2 separate regions of the Mus musculus genome follow, and region 1 is linked to region 2. A link is a contact called in ENCODE Hi-C or POLR2A ChIA-PET data. All regions are on one chromosome and are shown on one strand. The core of a region is the stretch at or near the end of the contact, and the rest is flanking DNA. Distances in the headings are between cores, read along the strand shown. Region 1 holds the start of Mybpc3 (myosin binding protein C, cardiac). Region 2 holds the start of Madd (MAP-kinase activating death domain).

Evidence for each region. Hi-C counts contacts between places; a loop is a spot of excess contacts on that map. ChIA-PET counts read pairs that join two places held with the same protein, here RNA polymerase II (POLR2A).
Region 1: a loop to region 2 is called in a map of left cerebral cortex, with 2.5 times the contacts of the local background. The contact joins the promoter of Mybpc3 here to the promoter of Madd in region 2. A Hi-C loop is called at or near these places in 20 of 37 maps with a recorded cell type or tissue (adrenal gland, gastrocnemius, heart and 4 more). POLR2A ChIA-PET finds 5 or more read pairs at or near these places in 4 of 5 experiments (Patski and embryonic stem cell).

Annotation. Positions count from the first base shown.
Region 1 is chr2:91,115,286-91,122,510 of GRCm38, reverse strand. Mybpc3 (myosin binding protein C, cardiac) reads right to left here and starts at 4,367. Exons shown (of 35, transcript NM_008653.2): 1 at 4,294-4,367; 2 at 3,082-3,348; 3 at 2,435-2,533; 4 at 2,248-2,355; 5 at 2,011-2,159; 6 at 1,369-1,486; 7 at 943-991; 8 at 750-779; 9 at 556-609; 10 at 169-171. The coding sequence starts at 4,342. Spi1 (spleen focus forming virus (SFFV) proviral integration oncogene) reads right to left here. Exons shown (of 5, transcript NM_011355.2): 5 at 6,752-7,225. The coding sequence ends at 7,117.
Region 2 is chr2:91,177,046-91,184,772 of GRCm38, reverse strand. Madd (MAP-kinase activating death domain) reads left to right here and starts at 5,452. Exons shown (of 35, transcript NM_001177720.1): 1 at 5,452-5,594; 2 at 6,277-6,873; 3 at 7,664-7,727. The coding sequence starts at 5,536. It overlaps Nr1h3 (nuclear receptor subfamily 1, group H, member 3), which reads left to right. Exons shown (of 10, transcript NM_001177730.1): 9 at 24-118; 10 at 291-712. The coding sequence ends at 437.

The DNA of each region.
Region 1 (7,225 bases), core at 3,118-5,617, 61 kb after region 2:
GGCAGGAGTCTCATTCTTCATAAAACCAGACAGTGTCAGAGCCATTCCAAGCCTTAAGAATGTCACCCTGGTGTGTGTGAGTTCCCCCAAACCCCAGCAGAAAGGGTACATGTCCCCAAAGCTAAAATCCTCTTGTAAGACCCAGAGCCTCCCAGCCCCACGCCTTACTCTCTGGGCAGGAGCAGCAGCAGTAGCCATGAAGGGAAGATGGAGAGAGAGGGAAAGAAAGGACAGAAAAAGAAATGAAGTCAGGGCTAGGTCCTTACTGCTACTGCTTTGGGAACCTTCTTCCTACTTCTTAGGGCCTTCAGAATCTGTGGAAATGGTCTATGGTAGATTCACCAGGAGGTTTTGAGGGGCACAAGACATAACTCTTGTCCACACTGGGACTAAGGATGGTTATTAAGACAACTCTTGTCCACACTGGGACAAGATTCCCCCTTGATAAGGAAACTGGCTCAGAGAAGTGCCTCATTCTGTTCAGGGACACACAGCTTGGAAATCTCAATGCCATGTCTTAATCTCTGCCCTAGAAGATGTGACCCAAGGACTCACCTCTTCTTCAGCAGGGAACTAAAGTCCAGAGTCCCAGCATCTTCATGGCTGTCACTGAAGAGAGAGACCCCATGAGGCTTCTCTGAAGAGCTAGCAGGGGCTTAGGCGATGGAGTGGTATAGGAGGAAGGGGTGCAGTCAGGTGGGGCTCCCACCCATCTCTGTGATGGGATAGATGGAGGACAGGAAGGGTACCTGGTTCTCCGACCTGCTCCCGCCAGGCTCCTGTGGAAGTTAGTTTCTCAGTGACCTGGCAGCTTGCCCTTGCCCCCCACAGACTTCAGCTTGGACCCCCCACATGCGTCTATCTAAAATGTCAAGGGCCCTCAGCCCTCACACTGGTCTCCCCGCCCCCCACCCCCATTCCCAAGGAAAGAGAGCCACTCACGTGCGTCGGAAAGCTGATCTGAGGTCCAGGTCTCCAGAACCAATGGCCTCTGTGTGCAAAGAGAATGTAGTGGTGGGGGTGACCTCAGGGAGTGGGAGCACAAGACTCCATCTTCTCAGCTTCTCCCAGGGTTCATATTTAGAGAGATGAGGCAGTTTCTCATCTCAGTCTCCACAGTGGGCTGCCTCCCACTCACCTCCCAGTTCACATTCAAACTGTGTGAGGCAGGGACACAGAAACAGCATCCCACCCTTGACTTGCTCCCACGATTCTCCTGAAAGCATGCATTTCGTTCACACCTCGGGTGACCGGCACTGGCTTCTGGCCACAGCTAGTCACCCTCTCTAGTTGGGAGATAGAGACAAGCCCAAGGGACCAGGACCCATGAAGACCACAAGACCAGACGAGACCCCAGGACTCCCTCACCATGGACAGTGAGGTTGAAGTTACAGCTGTCAAATTTGTCCTTGGTAGACACCTCACAGCGGTAGCCCCCAGCAGAAGTGGTCTGAGCATCTGTGATGTGCAACTCAAACAAGTAGACCTGTGAGCAGGAGGATGAAGGAAGGTTGGGACAGGAGAGGCCCTGCGTCCCTAAAGAGAAGGGGTGTGGCAAAGCCTGCCAAGCTCACTTCTCAGGGCTGACACATACAGAGCGCTTCTATAATTTAAAGAAAGCATCCACCTTTCAAGACCCATGATGGGGTGGGCAGTGGTGGTGCACATCTTTAATCCCAGCACTTCTGGGAGGCAGAGGCAGGCGGATTTCTGTGTTCAAGGCCAGCCTGGTCTATAGAGTGAGTTCCAGGACAGCCAGGGTTACACAGGGAAACCCTGTCTCAAAAAACAAAATAAAAAAAAAATAAAATAAAAGACCCATACGGGCTCTTGCCTGCACATGACCATGATAGAAGTCCAAGCAGATGGCAGGTGGCTCCACTTGGGAGCTGTTTTGTGCAGTGTGCAGCTGGTATGGCTGAACATTTCAGCTCTGCCCTGCTTCCCAGTCTCCCAGCCTCCCTATGCCTGTACTCCCTGGCTCCCCATGCCCCTGACCAGGCGTCCCACCTTGCTGGCTCTGTCATAGCTGTCATGCAGCTGCAGGTGCTGGCCCACTTTGCTGCTCAGGTCCACCCACTTGCCCTTGAACCACTTGACCACAGGCGGTTTCAGGAGGCTGGCCCCAGCCACTCGGGCTGAGAAGACAATGCTGCCGCCTGCAAGAGAAAGGTGACTTCTCCGACCTTGGTCCTCTGGGGCTTCCTTTCCCCTAACCCCGAGTATGAGCACAAAGTTCCCACTTACCCACGGTCACCTCACCATCCTGTGGTCGCATCAGAAAGAGGCCAATAGGGTCATCAGGGGCTCCCTGATGCTCTGCAGCTGAGCCATCCTGGGTTACCGAGACTGACCCTGAAAAGAAGGCTTTTGAGGTCTGTCCTGGGATATTCCCCATCCATTGGCCTGTCCCTCGTTGTCCAGCCCTCTTTACCTTCAGGACTTGAGACACTTTCTTCCAACTCAGTGGCTGGAGCAGGGACTTCTTTGGGGGCTCCTGGAGCAACTTCAGATTCTGCCTTCTCTGGAGGGGCTGAGGTGGGGTCATGGAACAGTTTCTAATTAGAGCCCTCCACTCGGATATCAGACCTATGTCCCACCTAAGATACATTCCACTTGTACAGCAGTATCCTAGGCTCTTTTAGCCACTGGCCTCACTCCAAGAAGAGGAGCCAACTTGCTTCTCGTCCTCCAGCACTCACGATCCACCTGTCCCATGTCCAGATTTCTGCTCTGAGCAGCATTGTGGTCCATCTGTTGTCCCTTTCCGAGCTTTGGCCTTGACCCAGCACCACCACCACCAAGCTCTTAGGATTTCCCCACTAACACATACAGCTAGCCAAGTCCTTATCTGGGTGACCAGGCTCTGGGTCTGCTATGGGAGTGGACCCTTCCTAGAACACCGCTCTCGGGTTCCCACCTCCACAGTGCAGAAAGAGCTGCAGCCACAACTAATGCTTAGAGAGATCTTGGAGCAGAAGAGCAGAACGGGCATTTCTGGCTTACAGCATTGCCAGTGCCCAGAGTCCATGCCCCGGACTCTGAGTTCAGGGCCCCGGGGCGAGGTCAGCAAGCTCTTACCTGGCTCTGTGACCTTGAGGTCAAACTTGACCTTTGAGGAGCCTGCAATGACCGCGTAGGAACCCTGGTCATCAGGGCTCGCATCCCGCACTGTCAGTGTGTGTCGCTTGCCCTCTGCTGCCAAACCATACTTGTCATTGGCGGTGATGTCGCTGCCATCCCGCTGCCACCGCACCTTCACGCCTGACCGCTCCGTCTCAGCCTCGAACACGGCAGCACTGCCAGCGGTCACCTCCGCTGACCTTGGCTTCTTGTTGAAGGCTGACACTGAAGAGCCAGATGGAACTTGCAGGAAGTAGGCTCCCTGGTACCCCACCCCCGACACCCTTCTTCAAGAAGACTGTGTAGTAAGCACACCCCAAGCTACTTGTTTAATGCTCCAACAGTTCTATGGGGTGGGTGCAGCCATATTTATGTCTCAGGTCAGGTGAGGTTAATGACAGATGAAAGAGTCCAGGCTGTTGTCCCCACCACCATATAAGACGTCCCTACCTTCCTGCTTGGGAACACCAGTGGTAGGCCCAGCCTCCCTTCCCATTGTGGAACCCTTGGCAAGGGCCCCAGCACTCTGCCTACTTGGGATATAGCTAAATTTGTCCTCTGAGGGCTTCAGACTAAGAATGAGCAATTGAGATAAGGCAGCAGGGGCCTGGGGGCTGGGGACTGGATCCCTGACCCCATGACCTCTGCAAGGGTGTTGGCCTGGTCCAGGTCTTTGGCTACAGTCTTTGTCCTTGGCTTGCCTGTTCTATTCCAGAGAAGAGAGGCACTGTCCCCCCACATCTGGAGCCAGGTCTCATGTGAATACCCTAGGGTTTCCAGCTCATGTGGCAGACACTCAGAGCTGGAAAGGGTCGCTACCCCCTCATCTCAGTACCCTTAGAAACTGAGCTCAGGGGCTCAGCTCCACTGGAGCCTAAATTGAGCTCCTTGAATTGAGGACCCTGGCTGAAGAAGAAAATACAGGTCCAGACAGAATGGGCTGTTGACCCTGGATTCTTCCTGACTTAGTGAAGTCATCTCTCAGTGGCCCTGACACCGAGTTTATCCTTGATCTCATTAGAGGGATGGGGAATGAAGCAGAGAATTAGACAAAGCCCAAAGAGGACCATCCTGTCCCTTCCTGGAACCCACAGGCCTCATCCTACACCGGTACCTAACCCTGCCCACAAGCCGTGTGCACCACTGACCCAAACCCTTACGTGGAGCTACCTGGTTTCTTCCCTGGCTCCGGCATCTTGAGAACAGTCACACCAGGCATCAAGCAGGCCACCCAAGGAGGGACTGAACAGTGTCCTGTGTTCTCACTATTTATGAGGACTGCCCCCTCCCCAGCCCTGCTTATCAGCCTCCTGCTAGCCACCTGCTAAATATAGACAAATTCCATCCAGCTGAGGTATCTTCATGGAGAAGATAGAGCCACTTGGTCCTCTGGCTTCTCCTCCCCACCCCCAGCAGGACTGGATAGCTTCCGCCCTTCCACTCCTCCATGGATCTCAGGGGTAGCCCCACCTTTGTCTGTGTATCCAGCCACCAGAAAATTACACTGTCGAGGTGCTCTTGGCCCGTGACACCCACAGCTAAAGATCGAGGGCACAGGTGCTGGGTGGGAGAGAGGGTATCCAGGGCTAGCTGCTGTTGTTCTTTTGGTCAGCAGAGCTTTGGCACACATTACTGCACCACAAGGGGCAGGGGCTGGCCTTGGACCACGGAATCCTGAGTGGGCTTGGCGGAGGGTTAGGCAGGGAGGGAATCTGCTGGGAGTTAGTCCCCCCCACCCCACCCCACACACACAAGGGACAAACTAGGCGAGCCTGCAGGCGAGGGCATGGGAGTGGATCTCTAAATGTCCTCCCAAGTAGAGGACAGGAGCAGAGCTAGCTCTTGCTAAAGTCACAAGGACTAACCAAAGATGAATGCAGAGCATTCCAAATCCCCCCAGCTGCCACCCCACTGCCACTGTTCTTGTTCTGTGACCCTCAGTTGGATCAGGCTCATCAGGTGTAACAGGGGAAAAAGTAAATGACGGGGATCTCCATTAAGGAATTCTAGACTAGAATAGATAGCTTATACCAGAAGGAGGGAGTTCACATATAAGCATTTTCCAGTCAATAGAAACCTAGCCGTGATTTCCACCCAATTTTAGTTACTTTAGAGTCATATCACCTGCTCCTAAGTCATGTGCATGAGTGTGTGTGTTGAAGCTATAACTAGCAATCCAGGTTGGTCTCAAACCAATGACAATCCTCCTGCCTCAACCTAAGTGCTGCTATTCTGGGTATGCACTGCTATGCTTATCTCCGAGTCGTCCAGAGAACTGGTCTGGGGCTGGAAGAGAAGGCTCAGTGATTAAAAGCACTTGTTCTTGCCGAGAACTCAGGTTCCGGTCCAAGCACCCACACAATACCTCACAACCATCTGTAACTCCAGCTCCAGGGGACCCAACACCCCTCTTCTAGACTGCAGGCACCAGGCACACACATGGCACACATACATATACGCAGGCAAAAAATTTGTTTAAATGTTTAAGGAACTGGTGTTTGAGAGCCAGAAGAAGAAGAAGAAGAAGAAGAAGGAGAAGAAGAAGAAGGAGGAGGAAGAGGAGGAGGAGGAGGAGGAAGAGGAGGAAGAGGAGAAGGAGGAGGAGGAGGAGGAGGAGGAGAAGGAGAAGGAGAAGGAGAAGGAGAAGAGGAAGAGGAAGAAGAAGAAGAAGAAGAAGAAGAAGAAGAAGAAGAAGAAGAAGAAGAAGAAGAAGAAGAAGAAGAAGAAGAAGAAGAAGAAGAAGAAGAAGAAGAACCAAGTTGGTAAAGGTGTCTGTTGCCTGGTGACCTGAGTTCCACCTCTGGGGTCCACTGGTGGCAGGAGAGAACTGACTCCTGCAAGTTGTCACTGACCTCCACATTTATGCTGTGGCAAGTGTGCACACTCTTACACACACACACACACACACACACACACACACACACACACATACACGATAAATGAATTAAAAAATACTTTTAAAAAACTGCTGCTCTCTTACTGAGCTGTCGTCAGCTCACATGCCATAGCCTTCTCTTGAGACTCGGCAGTCTGACTAGGGGACATCAGCGTGGGCTATGAGGGACCCACATAGCCAGGAGGTGTGCAGGGGTCTTTCCCCCTATAGTGTGACACCCTAGGGTTTGTGTTTCCTGAGGTGTGCAGACATTAGGAGATGTCCTCACTCCCTGTCTGCCACCACCTGCCTACATTCTGTCTACGTCACCTAAATGAAGCAAGATGTTTATAGATGTCCCTTGTCTGTGGCCCCTGGGAGTGCTTTGAAGGGAAGGCTGTGCTTGTGGAGTCTCCATTAAGAATGCTTTGTGGCCAGGCTAGAGAGACGGTACAGCCGGTAAAGTTGACAGATGCTATATGATCAGAAACACCTGTGCTTATTGCTGCGGCCACCACCACCACCACTCTTGGATGGTGTCTCACTCAGAAGATTGCTAAGGACTTTTCAGTATGATCCCTGAGCCCTGATAACAAGCCAAGACTTATCTCACTAGAAACAAGCGCTGTGTGTCCATGGTCCCCGTGTCCCTAGGGCCCAGCTTTGGAAACATGCTCTCTAGACAAATAAGAGATCGTGCACACGGGACGCCCCCTGGACCCGGCACACGCAAACTCTTGAATGAGACACTTCTCTGGGAGAATAGCTGTCAATAATTTTACTTGTCTTTAGTGACTAATGAGGGGGTGGGGAGGAAGAGCTTTTTAAAAAGCATTCAATATACAAAAAGGTGCCAGCGCCAGACTCCCAAGGAAGCACCGTGGCCACTAAGCCAGGCTGACCCTCGGTTGAGGTCCGAGGCCCAGGCGGCCCTTGGAGCGGGCTAGAGTCCTGGTGGGAGGCAAAGCGGGTGGGGCGGGCCAGGCCGGGCATGGGAGGGCGAGGCCGGGCCCCCAGTCCTGCCTCGGCCCTGGGAATGTCCTCCCTGTGTCCGGGCCGGGCGACGGGTTAATGCTATGGCCGGCGGGGTCCAGGAGCCTGGCGGTCTCTGCGGGCGATCAGTGGGGCGGGAGGCGCCGCTCGGCCAGGCCCCCACGGCCCAGCACCTCGCCGCTGAACTGGTAGGTGAGCTTCTTCTTGACTTTCTTCACCTCGCCTGTCTTGCCG
Region 2 (7,727 bases), core at 4,203-6,702:
TCAACCCTGTTGGTGACCTATAGACCGGCCCAACGTGCAGGACCAGCTCCAAGTAGAGAGGCTGCAACACACATATGTGGAGGCCCTGCACGCCTACGTCTCCATCAACCACCCCCACGTGAGTCTCCGTGTCCTTCTCTTCTGCTCTTCAGCCCATTTTCTGATACCCACTTTCTTTCAAGAGTTTTACCTCCACCTAGCATGCTAATTCCTGTGTTTCTAACAATCCCCCTGCTCTGTCTCACCTTTTCTGTGGAAGAACAACAACTAGACTTCCCCCACACCCCCAGGACCCACTGATGTTCCCACGGATGCTAATGAAGCTGGTGAGCCTCCGTACTTTGAGCAGCGTCCATTCAGAGCAAGTGTTTGCCCTTCGCCTGCAGGACAAAAAGCTTCCCCCTCTGCTGTCTGAGATCTGGGATGTCCACGAGTGACTGTTTCACCGTGTCCTTTGTGTTGGCCACATGGCGAAGGCTCACTGACTGCTTCCCACGGGTGGAGCAGACTGAGAAGGGCAGACATTCCTGGGAGCTGGGTGAAGGAGAGAGCCTTGCGTAGCATTAAGGGAGAGTCAACAGGTTGGGTGTTTTCTGGCTGCTGGGCAGTTGGGATCTACTAACGTTGTATACCATCTGAAGACCTTGTTGACCCAACCAAATAAACTAGCCAGGAGAGCCACTTTGTGCAGGGTTCTTCAGGGCCCCGCCCATCCTGCCTCTACCACTTCCTGTTTTTCCTCACTGAGCCCCAAAGAAATTCTCCACTATCGCTTTGTGGCTTGGCTAGAGAGTGCCTCAGGGCTGCCTCACCAATAGATGTGGCACTTGAAACAGGAAGGCCAAGATGAATATAGAACCAGGGAAGCAAATTTCCGGATCGAGAGTGGGGCTGCCGCCCTGTCAGAGCAAGCCTGTGTCTGTTAGGATCTGCCTCCAGACTCAGAGGAGAGGGGCGAATCACAAGCGACAGCTCCTGTTCACTGGGCCAGCGGCTTAGGTGCTCCTTCCCTTTAATGATCCAGGTAGGAGCAGGTGCTCTTCCTGTGGGGGGAGGAGTTGGATCTTCAGCAAGAACTCAGCAGTACACTTCACGTGTGTGTGTGTGTGTGTGTGTGTGTGTGTGTGTGTGTGTGTGTGTGTGTGTGGTGTGTGTGTGTGTGTGTGTGTGTGTGTGTAAAGTGTCTTACTTTTTCCATTGGCATCTGAAAAAGAGTACAGATTTAAAGACCCAGGGTCGGGTACTTCCTTTTGGGCTCTGGGCCCTATGGGACTGGAAGAAAAGTCCTGGTAGGGCCAGTGGAGGATGACAAATGTTTGAGTTGTCAAAAGGACTGGACTCCATTTCCCAGAGGGCATCGCGGCACCGTTCTCGGTTTCCCCTACCTTGGTGTAGGTAATACCCTGGCAGCTGAGGCCTGAAGTGCCCCCCGCCATTCCGACTTGGTAGGTTCCACCGACAGACAAGTTGGCCTTCCTGCCTGGGCGGCTGGGCACATCCAAACAGCGTGCAGGGGGAGCCATGGGAGGTTAGGCTAAACTGTCAGAAAGTCTTAGGGGCAGTTTATCTTGACAAGCACTTTCATATTGATCACCATTTTCATCAAGAAGGACTCTATAACCAAGTCGAATTAAAAGCTATCTGAGCAACCAAAACAAAATGCGTTCCTGTGAGTCCTCCCCTTGACACCTACCTGGACTGGGCTGGCCCGGTGCTTCCCATCCCGTCCCCACTCCCACGACGAAAGGTGTGAGCGTCGCCGGGCTCCGCTCGGTGCAGCCCCGTCCCCCGCGCGGCGAATGGTACGGCCCCAGCCCCCTCCGCCGCCTCCTCCTCCCGCCTCGGGGCTGAGTGGTACGCGCCCCCCGGTGCAGACGCGGAACTGGCGCCCGCTCGCCGCGGCGCCCGGCTAGGAAGCGAGGAGCGCCCCGCCGCCGGCCGGGAGACGTCGGGTGGGCCTGGCAGCCTCCTCCGAGAGTAGGTAGCTGAGCGCCCGCGGTCGGGAGCCCCGTGTGGGGCTTTGAGGGGGAACGCGGAGCCTGAGAGGAAAAGCGGCTCCGGGAGGAGAGGGTCTCTGAGGCGGCCCTGGAGGAGCGAGCGAGCGCGAGGGGGCGTGGAGCCTGCTGAGAAAGTGAGGCGGGGGTCGGGCGGGGAGCCCGTGCGGCTGCGGGGCTGTGGGCCCGCGGGGCGGCTTCCCGGGTGGGGACGAGGAGCTGTCCAGCAGGTGAGGGGGCGGCCAGAGCTGTCCAGCCCCGGGCCCGAGGAAGGCACCGGCGCCTGGCGTGTGTGCGCGTGCGTGCGCACGCCTTATTTTTTTTTATTTTTTTTTTGACTAGCGTTTGGAGAACCACGTTTGGTTCTTTAAAATAGACATATATGTATTTACATTTCATCCTTCAGTATTGGCCTGCTGAAGACTAGGCACACCATCTCATCACTGGCTGCAACTGCTCCCTTTTCCAATCTCCCGCAGCTTAGTGTTTCGTGCTCACTCCTCCTTCCCCAGTCCTGACCATCGCTGGCTTCATTGCTCCAGTTCTTCCCCCATGCTGGACCAGTCTGCTGATGAGCTTGCAAGGTCACTGTCTGGGGAGGAGGAGGAAGGAGAGGAAGCCTCCGGTTGTGCTCACGTCAGCAAAGATGTCATACCGTCCTTGGGTCGGGTTCTTGTGGTTTTTACTATGAGATCCTGCCCCAAATGAGGGGCGGAATCCACAGGGTTGGTAGTATGGCCATTGTAGGCTGAAAATGCAGAGATTACCTAAAAGTCCGTGGTCTCTAGACGTGAGTGGTGATGTAGGATTATAGCAGAAAGGTGTGCATTTAGAGATTTGGACTACGATGGGACAAGAGCTCGGGGCTTTACATTAGTAAATAAGATTGAGGCAGGAGGTAGAGTCTGGGCCCTCTTGGTTGTGAAGACTGAATGAGTTAGAGGTGGTGGTAGAGGATTTAGAGTCTGTGGGGAAGGCAGAGAAGGACAGTGGTGATTATCTTTGTCGCCTGAGTATCTGAAGTCACTGGCTATTGATGGGATACGAATTGAGCCTAAAAATACATTCTGCCACTGCTAGCTAGGATAGTCCCAAGGTCTCGGGTTCTTGCAGCTCTGAAAGGAGAACTGTAGAATATGGCAATTGACTTGAATTTGGAGAGGGGCTTCATCTCGCTAACACTAGAGAGGTCCCTATAATTAATTTACTATTAAGAGAAAGCTTCAGCTCCCCTCTCTCAACCTCTCTCTCTCAACCCCCCCCCTCTCTCTCTCTCTCTCTCTCTCAATCTCTCTCTCTCTGTCTCTGTCTCTCTGAGATTTTAGTCAGGATGATGCTTCTGGTTTTCAATGTAAACCTGTTTTAAAGATCCAGCCTCTGGTCCTACAAATTCTGTTTTATGGTAAGGTGCTTTAATACAGAGGTGAATCTGGCTTGCTTATAGGTAGATATGTCCGTATAGAACCCAGTATGGCTTTTGCCTGTGTCCTATTTCATAGCTTCATTTCTCTTAGGAGGAAGGGAGCCCAGCTCTATAAGGGAGCTCCACTTTTGCAATATGTTCATGCAATATGTTCATGTAGTTGGGAGAACAAGAGGATTGTTTAGGATTATTAAGAGTGATGAACCCCAGAAATGACTGAATGTGTGGCATGCTCAGGAACTTGATGGTGAAGAACTATTTCTATTAAAAGCTGAACGTGGGATTAAAAAAAAAAAAAAAAACACGGACAGAAGCGGAGATAACCTGATTCTTAGTAGGTGCTGTCTTTGGAATCAGCATCTCCAGGGCTAGGGGGAATGAGATGCTATAGGCCATGGCTGGGTTTGGAGTAGCAGCTGCTAGCATGGTTTGGTCACCAAGCAGGGGAGGGGCTATGACTCTGCTATAAATAGTTCTGGGAGCCAGAGTCGCTATGGAGACAAAACTGAATCCTATTACCTATGGGTCCTCTATTGGGAGCAAGGGGGAAAGAGGGAACTGTGTTTTAAGGACACCAGAGGTACTGTAACTAGGTCTTGTTTGTGGGTCGAGGAGGAAACAAAATAAAAGAACTAATTATCTAAAGCAAGTAGTACCCACAACACAGGCACTATCTATGTCTGTAGTATGGGAGTCAAATGAAGTGCATGTTTACGTGTGTGGTGTGTGTGTGTGTGTGTGTGTGTGCATGTGTGTGTACAGTGAACAAAGTCTCAGGCCATAGAAGCAAAATCTTGGAGCCCTGGAAATGCCCTATACAGGAGTGAAACATTTTATTTAGAAGTCTATGAAAATCTAATAAAAATATAGATTCTTTGGAAAGTATAATTGTTATCGCCTCGCAGCCTTTTGGCTAAGATCAAGTGTGAAAGATATAATTGTTTCTTTTATGCACGCGTGTGCCTGAGCATGCATGTGTGCACTCTGTCAGTGTAGCACTGAGAAGAGCCACAGTTTACCGGGAACTAGCATCACAGGCCGTGATGAGCCACCCAGTGCCAGTATTCAGAGCTGAACCTAGGCTTTCTGGAAGAGTCATGAGTGCTTGTAACTGCTGGGCCATTTCTCTGGCCCCCAGGAAATAATTGATTTCGAATACATTTAGAAATTCCTTTAGACACTTCCCCTAAATTTGTAGAAACCCTGGTATTTTCCGTCCCTAATTCACAATCCCTACAAGATAGAGAAAGACCAGGCCTCCTGGGAATGCATTGTATTACTGACTCTGATCCAGAGACCCGAATAGTCGAGAGCTGTGGTTCAGCACCAAGGGCAGAGGAGGCAGCAGTAGCTGCTTGGCCCCCTTTCTATCTTGAAGTGGGAAAACTGGTTAGAGATGAGACAGTTGGGACATGGACTTTTCCATGTGAGATCACATGAACAGTATGCAGCTGTTGTTACTGTCTGAGTGCAATTAACTGGAAAGTCTGTGTGATAGTTACCCATCAGGCTGAATGCTACTCAATGAGACAGAATAATCAAGTTTCCATGTAGACGTAAAAGCCCAGGTTAGTGCTGTATAAAGAATCTGCTTTTATCTTGATTCCCCCCCCCCCCGCCCCGGAGTAGCCCTGAAAGTAATTTTTTGTTGTTGTTATAATTCTTCACTCTAGATTAGACTGAAACAGAGTCTCAGAAACTCGGCTGGAGATGAGCTAGCTATAGTCTGAGCTGTTATTTTTTCAGCTCCTCGTCTCCTTTTTGGGTGCTGAGGATTGGAACTAGGGCCCCATCCATTCTAGATAAGTCCTTGATCACTAAGCGATAGCCTCAACCCTATTCCGTTTGAAATTTGACTCTGGAAGCTCATAAACGTGGACAGCCAGCAGGGAAAGCAAGCGTCAGATTCTATCGTGAGTTCAGAAGTGGAAGCCTCTGACCTCCGCCCCTTGCTGAGATGAACCTGAGAAGGGTGAGTCCCTTAGGCGTAGCACTGGGTATTTATCAGTACTTTTCCCCCTATTGGATTTTCAGATTATATCAGAATTCCTCCTGGGAATGCTGGCTTCTTGCTCAGTGCCCTGAAGTTTCTCTGCAATGAACTGACAAATCGGAACCATGGTGCAAAAGAAGTTCTGCCCTCGGTTACTTGACTATCTCGTGATCGTAGGGGCGAGGTAACCAAGAAGACCAATAACTGTCTTGTTCTCTGTGGCAGCCACAATGTCTTGTTACTCCCAGACCTTATTTCCATGTTGCTTTGAATATCTTATTCTGTCCTATTGCTTTATGTTCTTGTTACATGTTTTGTGTTCCACTTTATGTATGCTATCTCTCATAAATAAATACATGCTGCCGGGCGTGGTGGCTCACGCCTTTAATCCCAGCACTCAGGAGGCAGAGGCAGGCAGATTTCTGAGTTTGAGGCCAGCCTGGTCTAAAGAGTGAGTTCCAGGACAGCCAGGGCTACACAGAGAAACCCTGTCTTGAAAAACCAAAATAAATAAATAAATAAACAAACAAATGCTGTTATTTTAACTCATACTTTATGGGTTTCGAGCAAATATATTCTTTATAGCCCGTTTTCATAGTCTGTCAAAAGGGGAAAGCACTCTGTACTTCTCTGTCTACCTAGATTCCTAAGGTAATCTTTTAGCTAAGGTGCTGATCATCTTGAGGTGCTAGTGATGATTTTCTTGTTGAAACTTTCAGGATAGTGTCTTCATGACAGTGTGGACTTCAGTCTGTCAGTTAAACTCTTTCCTAAAGTGCCTTTGAGCTTCATCTGTTGATTGTGGTTCAAGTGTGATAGCATGTTCCATGCTGTTGGGTTGCTGAGTGTGCCTTTATGTCCTTCAGGCACCCAAGCAGTGACAGTGTGGCTCAGACTCCTGAGCTGCTGCGGAGGTACCCACTAGAGGATCACCCAGAGTTCCCCCTGCCCCCAGATGTGGTGTTCTTCTGCCAGCCAGAAGGATGTCTGAGTGTGCGGCAGCGGCGGATGAGCCTTCGGGACGATACCTCTTTTGTCTTCACCCTAACCGATAAGGACACCGGAGTCACCCGCTATGGCATCTGTGTCAACTTCTACCGTTCCTTCCAAAAGCGAATGCCAAAGGAAAAGGTGGAAGGCGGAGCAGGACCCCGTGGGAAGGAAGGCGCTCACACCTCTGGTGCCTCAGAAGAGGCTGCCGCTGGGAGCTCAGAGAGTGGCTCAACCTTGCAGCCGCCTAGTGCTGACTCCACTCCTGACGTAAACCAGTCTCCTCGGGGCAAACGTAGGGCAAAAGCGGGCAGCCGCTCCCGCAACAGTACCCTGACATCCCTGTGTGTGCTTAGCCACTACCCTTTCTTCTCTACCTTCAGAGAGTGTCTGTATACTCTCAAACGTTTGGTAGACTGCTGTAGTGAACGGCTGCTAGGCAAGAAACTGGGCATCCCTCGAGGTGTACAAAGGTACGGTTTGCTGCTTGTGCTTGGGAGAACATTAAGAGATTGATATTACTTCGTGAGAGGAAAAGAAATTTCCTCTAGGGCTGGAGAGGTGGTAAGAGCACTGACCGCTCTTCCAGAGGTCCCCAGTTCAATTCCCAGCAATTACATGGTGGCTCACAACATTCTGTAATGGGGTCGGATGCCCTCTTCTGGTGTGTCTGAAGACAGTGATAGTATATATAAAATAACTCACAGATATAAAATAAATCTTTAAAAAAAAAAAAGGAAGGAAGGAAGGAAAGGAGGGAGAAAGAAAGAAAGAAAGAGAGAGAGGGAGAGAGGGAGGGAGGAAGGAAAGGAAGGAAGGAAGAAAGAAAGGAAGGAAGGAAGGAAGGAAGGAAGGAAGGAAGGGAGGGAGGGAGGGAGGGAGGGAGGGAGGGAGAAAGAGAGAGAGAGAGGGAGGGAGGGAGGAAGGAAGGAAGGAAGGAAGGAAGGAAGGAAGGAAGGAAGGAAGAGAAATTTCCTCTTCAGCTCCTTTAGGACTGTTTAAACTATTTACTACCAATGTAAAATTGCTGAGCTTGGACCTCGCACTGTAGCTGTATTTCTGAAATGCTGAGGAGTTTGATGTGGACATGGCGTTGGGTTCCATCACATACACCTTCTACATCTGTTTTTGTCATCATATATCCCCTCTGGTCCCATCTGACCTGGCAATACTCCTCTCCCTGTTATTATCGAGGTTTTATTGGGTGGCAGTGGTATCAGCCGATAACACTTCTGTTTCTGATTCTTGCCATGTGTTCCTTAGGGACACCATGTGGCGAATCTTTACTGGATCACTGCTAGTGGAGGAGAAGTCCAGTGCCCTTCTG